Linked DNA regions of Homo sapiens: region 2 is linked to region 1. The links are chromatin loops, found by intact Hi-C in ENCODE. Cell type or tissue: heart left ventricle. All regions are shown on one strand. Each heading gives the region's core, and the rest is flanking DNA. Links, peaks and the distances in the headings are about the cores only. Region 1 overlaps LARS2 (leucyl-tRNA synthetase 2, mitochondrial). Region 2 has its middle 6.7 kb from the start of TMEM158.

The links. Hi-C counts contacts between places; a loop is a spot of excess contacts. Peaks named below come from ENCODE experiments on the same cell type or tissue, not always from the same donor. Only the 100,000 strongest peaks of a DNase experiment are listed, where the experiment ranks them.
Region 2: a loop joins it to region 1, with 4 times the contacts of the local background. A loop is called at or near these places in 68 of 110 quality-filtered maps.

The regions. Positions count from the first base shown.
Region 1 is chr3:45,486,297-45,489,206 of GRCh38, reverse strand. LARS2 (leucyl-tRNA synthetase 2, mitochondrial) reads right to left here. Exons shown (of 22, transcript NM_015340.4): 12 at 395-510. The region is part of intron 3 of LARS2-AS1 (LARS2 antisense RNA 1); the gene reads left to right. Among named protein-coding and RNA genes, the nearest start is that of LARS2-AS1, 22 kb to the left of the region's middle. In heart left ventricle, for the core only: no CTCF peak of the experiment used is centred there; no DNase peak of the experiment used is centred there.
Region 2 is chr3:45,218,083-45,220,992 of GRCh38, reverse strand. No RefSeq gene overlaps it. Among named protein-coding and RNA genes, the nearest start is that of TMEM158, 6.7 kb to the left of the region's middle. In heart left ventricle, for the core only: no CTCF peak of the experiment used is centred there; a DNase peak (open chromatin) is centred at 1,218; H3K27me3 peaks cover 1,636 bases.

The DNA of each region.
Region 1 (2,910 bases), core at 290-2,789:
TCCCTGTTCATTTCTATAAGTGAGTTACACTTTAGGCAGAAATAATGTCAGTAATCTGGAGAGAACAGATATCTCCTCTAGGAAAAAGAAACAATTTCAGTCACCTCTCCCAAGGAACCAGAGATTCCTTAGAAAAGATAATTTTTCTCAAGCAGAGATTACCAACACAAAATTAGTTACTTCGATACCATTCTATTCAAGGACTGAATTTGATTTACAATTGGCAAACTTCTAGATCTTGAAGAATATTATTTTGTTCTGATAGATATGAGGCCACAAGGCTGTTAGGTATGGGGACGAGTGAAGGAACAGGTTGTAATTTGCACCTGAAGGAAAATGTCTATCAAAGTCGTATCAAGGTGATCATTCTGGAAGTAAGTTCTTAGTCACCAACCTCAGCAGAGCTGCTCAGTCTCTCTGTGCCATCTGGCAAAGTTTCAATGACTTCAGAGTAGGCCAGGCCCAGGGTTTGGGCTAAGATGGTGTCCTCTGAGCTAGTACTGGGAATTCCTATTCAGAGGAGAAGAAAAGAAAACATTTCCTTCACAAGTGCCCAAATCACAAAACAACTGACAGTACTGACACCCAGGTTTAGCTTCTTAAAGGAGACTATCTCTTTTAGTTATAGAAGTTTTAAAACCACATCACATTAGTTGGGAAAATGGAACACGGTCTTGGAGAAACCCACTGCCAAAACACAACTAGTTTACCATATTGGTATTACTTCCTTTAAGTCTTTTTCCTCTGCTTAGTTTTTGTTTTTGTTTTTGTTTTGAGACAGAGTCTTGCTCTGTTGCCCAGGTTAGAGTGCAGTGGCACGATCTCGGCTCACTGCAACTTCAGCCTCCCGGGTTCAAGTGATTCTCATATCTCAGCCTCCTGAGTAGCTGGGATAACAGGCGTGCGCTACCATGCCTGGCTAATTTTTGTATTTTTAGTAGAAAAGGGGTTTCGCCATGTTGACCAGACTGGTCTCAAACTCCTGACCTCAAGTGATCGCCCACCTCACCCTCCCAAAGTGCTGGGATTACAGGTGTGAGCCACTGTGTCCAGCCTATTTTTTTTTAATAGTTACAATCCTAATATATACATTTTTGAGTGCTTTTTTTTGCCACTAAAAATTATAAGCATTTGTGGAAGCCTCTTTCTTGAATTCCCTCAGTGGCAGAGGGCAGTGGGGTTCTCTCAAGAAGCGGGGCTGACTCCTCCAGCATTTCCTAGCAGTCCTAGAAAAATCCACTCAGTCAGGAAGTCAAAAACTGGTAACTATGTTTTGTTCCCAAAGGCAATAGTACATTCTAAGTAGACATTTATTCTTTAACTCACATATGTCCTTGAGGAGAAGTTGAGCATTAATAAATCACTCACCCAGGGGGGCCAAGGCCTGCTGTTTTGGCTTCGGGTATTCATAAGAATGGGTTTTTTTTTCTTTTCCCCCCAGCTCTTTGGTTTTGTAAGGGCAGGATTTCTCAACCTTGGTACTACTGACATTGTGGACTTTGTTGCGGGGGCTGTCTTTTGCATTGCAGGATGTTGAACTGTACCAATAGCACTCCCTGAGTTGTGACAAACAAAAATGTTTCCAAAATTGCCAAATGTCTCTTGGTGGCAAAATCTCCCCTGGTTGAGAACCCCTGCTATAGGGTCATCTGTAAAAGCTGCTGACATACTCATGGATACAACACATTGTGTGAAAACTGAGAGATATAAAGCTAAGGGTATTACACAAGGTGCTTAAGTCAGATCTCGGAACAATGCCCTAAAACAGTGGTTGAATGTTTGGGAGACATGTTCTAAAGGTCCCAAACATGATGAAAAGCTCTGTGACATGATGGAAAGTTTTGTAGTGTTCTAGCTGAGATTATAGACAAAATGCATCTAATGCGTTGAATAAATGTTGAGTGGAGTTGAAGGTTGAGGACAAATGGCAAGCAATAAATATACTACCAAAAGGTGTTCATAGTCAAGAAAGGAAAATAGTCATTTACTACATTCTAAAATAGAATTTGGAAGAACCAGGAGTAATGTTTAAAAGGAGACACTGTAACCACAGAATGTATTTGGCCGTATAAAGAATGCCTCAGGCCATGGTGGTAGTCATGTTGTGCTCAGTTGAATGTGAACTATTTCTAACAGTGCAGGTGGGAGGCAAAAACACCACTTTATCTCCTGTTTATTTCTGCTCTTGTTCTTCTTGGAGGGCAAAAAGCAAAAATTTGGAAAAAGTTAATTAAGAAACTATGGGAAATCAAGACAACAGGAGAAACAGTTTTCCATATGCACCTAAAAAAATCCGATTTTTTTCCTTCAAAACTCTCAATATTGTGTCAGTAATGATTCAAAATATCAAACAAACAAACAAACAAAAAACTCCCCCAAAAGCCACATCAATAAAAACTGCCTTTATGTTTATCCCGGCTGGTTATATTAATAAATTTTACTAATTGTAAAATGCATAAAAGTAACAGAAGGAATTATTTCTTTAAACAACACATTTTCTAGGTTTAAATGGTTAGAAGAGAGTAACATCGATTTTCTGCTTTGACGTTTCTTCAAACAACTTCATGAAACACTGATCTGAGCGTTATGAGGGGAAAAATGTGAATTTAAGAAGAAATGCTATTTCTGTGTGCTAGGAAATAGTGTGGAAATAACTTTCTCTGCAAGGTTTCGGGACTCTGGGGACTGGCTGGAATCTACAGTAGGAATGTTGGAATGAAAAATGCACAGGTCTGTCCTAAAGGAGGCAGATTTTGGACAGAGCTGTCTTTAGGTTCCCTTCTCTTTGTTCATTCTCAGACTTCCTGTTACATGACGATAGTTTAGAATGCTCACGAATGAGTAAGGCTGCCAAGGACATCCAATTTACAGTTCTAAATATGCCTTCAATTTTACTGCTGTTTCACAATC
Region 2 (2,910 bases), core at 200-2,699, 270 kb after region 1:
TTGCTCATGCTGTCCAAAGGTGGCAGGAGTTCTGCCCTTTGGAATCCTTCAGGGACCCAGATTATGGGGACTCTGGCTCAACAAGGTGGCCGCCATCATCTAGGTAGGAGGAAGCAAATCCTGGAGGGTCTCACACTGGCAATTCAGTATGCTCCAGGCAGGAAGTCACGTCCTTTCTGCTCATTGATGAGAATTGTCATGTGGCCCCACCCATCACAAGGGAGCCAAGGAGTTCACATTTCCCGGTGGCCAAAGGGAGAGGAAAACTGGCATCAGTGAGCAACATTAATGATAACCACGACTTTCAGCACTGCCATACCTGTGTGATCTGTGGCCACCCAGAAGAATTACAGGACTTGGTTTGGTGAGTAGACAAAGGATCATTCTAGAAGTGCTGGCTCTAGACTCTCCTCCTCTGACACCCATGCCACCTGGCCATGCTGGAAGCTACCTGCTGCTCCTGGGGCATTTGACAGACAATGGCGGTATCAGCTTGGTAGCTTTCCAAAAATAGAGGAGGGGATATCCCTAAAGAACTTAATCTGGAAGATTTGCACTCTGGATCCCCACGGTCTAGGAATCTTGAGGGATAGGAGAATAGTTAGAAACAAAATGGGGAGCAAGGAGAGTGTGTCAGAACAAGCATCTCGGCTCTCCTGGCCTAGCCCCTCCTCCAGATTCATTAACATCAGGGGCATGAAGAGGTGGGTCTTCACTCTCCTATTCTCTCCTTTTTCTGGGGGCCAATATCCTCCATTTCCCAGCTAGATTAAGAGGTTTTGAGCTAAAAGGATTGGGAGAGTTAAGAGCAATGTAAATGGCATTCATTTCACAGCTAAGCCTTTTCCTCTGGCCGGAGAAGCCACTAGGAAAAGGAGGGGATAACAGAGGCTAACTGCCCAAATTCACCCAGCTCACTGGGGCTGGCGGCCCTTGTGTGCACCTTGTCATGGGTGCTCAGTGGGGCCTATTCCTGACTACCCTCTGGTCTCTTGCTGGTAGACCTTCTGTTCAGCCCCCGCCCCTTCAACTCCCCACCCCAGGGCAGACTGGCTCTATAGACAGTGCCTTCGCCCTTCCCGGCTCTGCTGCGCCTCTTCTGGGACATCTCTCCCAGTGCAATACAGGGCTCATTCTGGGCTGGGAGTGCCGAACCCCTTCACCATGTGTGGGACTGCTGGGGAACAAACCTTAAACTGGAACACGGCTGCTTACTGCGTCCACTGTGGGCAGGCACTTACCAGACATCACCTTCCCTTCTTGGGTCTTCCTTGCTGGGTCTTTGGTTTTAGGGCAAAACTGCTTTGTGCAGCCTCCACACATGAGGAGACGCCTAAGGTCCGCTGGATTCTCCTCACCAAGGCTCCATTCTGCGGGGATTCTTGTTCTTGGTATTTTCTCTGGTTCTTACCCCAAGTACAAGTTTCCTACTTGCCTCCAGCTCTCAGACATTTTCAAGACGCTCACCCGTCTGGTCTTACCATCTCCCATTAGCTCTAAGTAACTTAATTTTTTTTTTTTTTTTTTTGAGACAGCATCTCACTCTATTGCCCAGGCTGGAGTGCAGTGGCACCATCTTAGCTCACTGCAAACTCTGCCTCCCAGATTCAAGCCATTCTCCTGCCTCAGCCTCCCAAATAGCTGGAACTACAGGCACCTGCCACCACACTCGACTAATTTTATATTTTTAGTAGAGACAGTTTTCCCTATGTTGGGCAGGCTGGTCTCAAACTCTGACCTCAAGGGATCCGCCCACCTTGGCCTCCCAAAGTGCTGGGATTACAGGCATGAGTCACCGTGTCTGGTGAGTAACTTAAATTTACAAATTTTTTGTCCATTCCCCACACAGCAACACTGTCCTCGGTCAGCTCCTGCTGTTTTCTTTACAGCCAAGGTCTCTGCAGACAGCAGGCCCCCATGCTTTCGCCGCAATCTTCTGTTTCTGGTCTTTCTAAGAGGCTGCCTTCTTTTCTGCCCCTCACTTCCAGCTATCAAGATCACATAACCCTCAGCCCAATCGATCCAGCCAGTGCACCATCCCCTCCAAGCCTAGGCATCCTCCAAGCCTGTGCTGACACTGGATGCTTTCTGCCACACCCCGGGATGGGACAAGGCCCAAGGTTATTTTGAGGAGGGTGGGGATTTCCTGTGGTCGTCTGAGGACAGGTGGCATGGCTGTTCACTCAGGACAATTAAAGGCCTTTCTCCTCGTCTCACCCTTAGTATTTTCCTGGCGTTCTTATTGCCTGAGCATTCCCAGGACTGTCTCTCAAAGCACTAGAGTGCTGCCAAAGATGCATTCTTTTGTGTGCTTTCACAGGATCAGTGATAAAAATCAAAATGATTGGCATCTTGATAACATGCCAAGGCCTCATTTTGACTATGGAGACAACATGCCTCCCAGCAAGCTTTTTTGGCACTCTAGAAAATAACCTACCTTCCAGGTGCCCCACCAGGACCCCTTTTGTTCTGTGATTAGAGTCCTTGCTGGGCTACTGGCAGTCCTATCAGACTTCCTGAGGGTCAGTGGGCATGGGACAGAAGGCTGCTGGCCCTATCTCTCCAACCCCCCAAATACCCCAACCCCAATCTAGAGGTCAAGTGGCTGCAGGTTGGAGAAACTTGTTTAGAACCTGACAGAGCCCCCAGAGTCCCCTTGCGATGGCACTCCAGGCCCCTCTGAGCCACCACTGTTACCAATGCACTTTTCTATCCCGGGGGTAACATTTGTGATTTCCAGCCTACCTATAGGGCTGCCTTCTATGGTAGCCACTCTGGACTTAAATCATGATCCACACTGTGTAAGGATCTAGAACTGTGGTCTTGCTATTGTAGTACCTTGGAATCTTATTTCAGAATATTTATGATCCTCAGGAATTCCCTGGCTCAAGTTAATTCCATGTATTATTT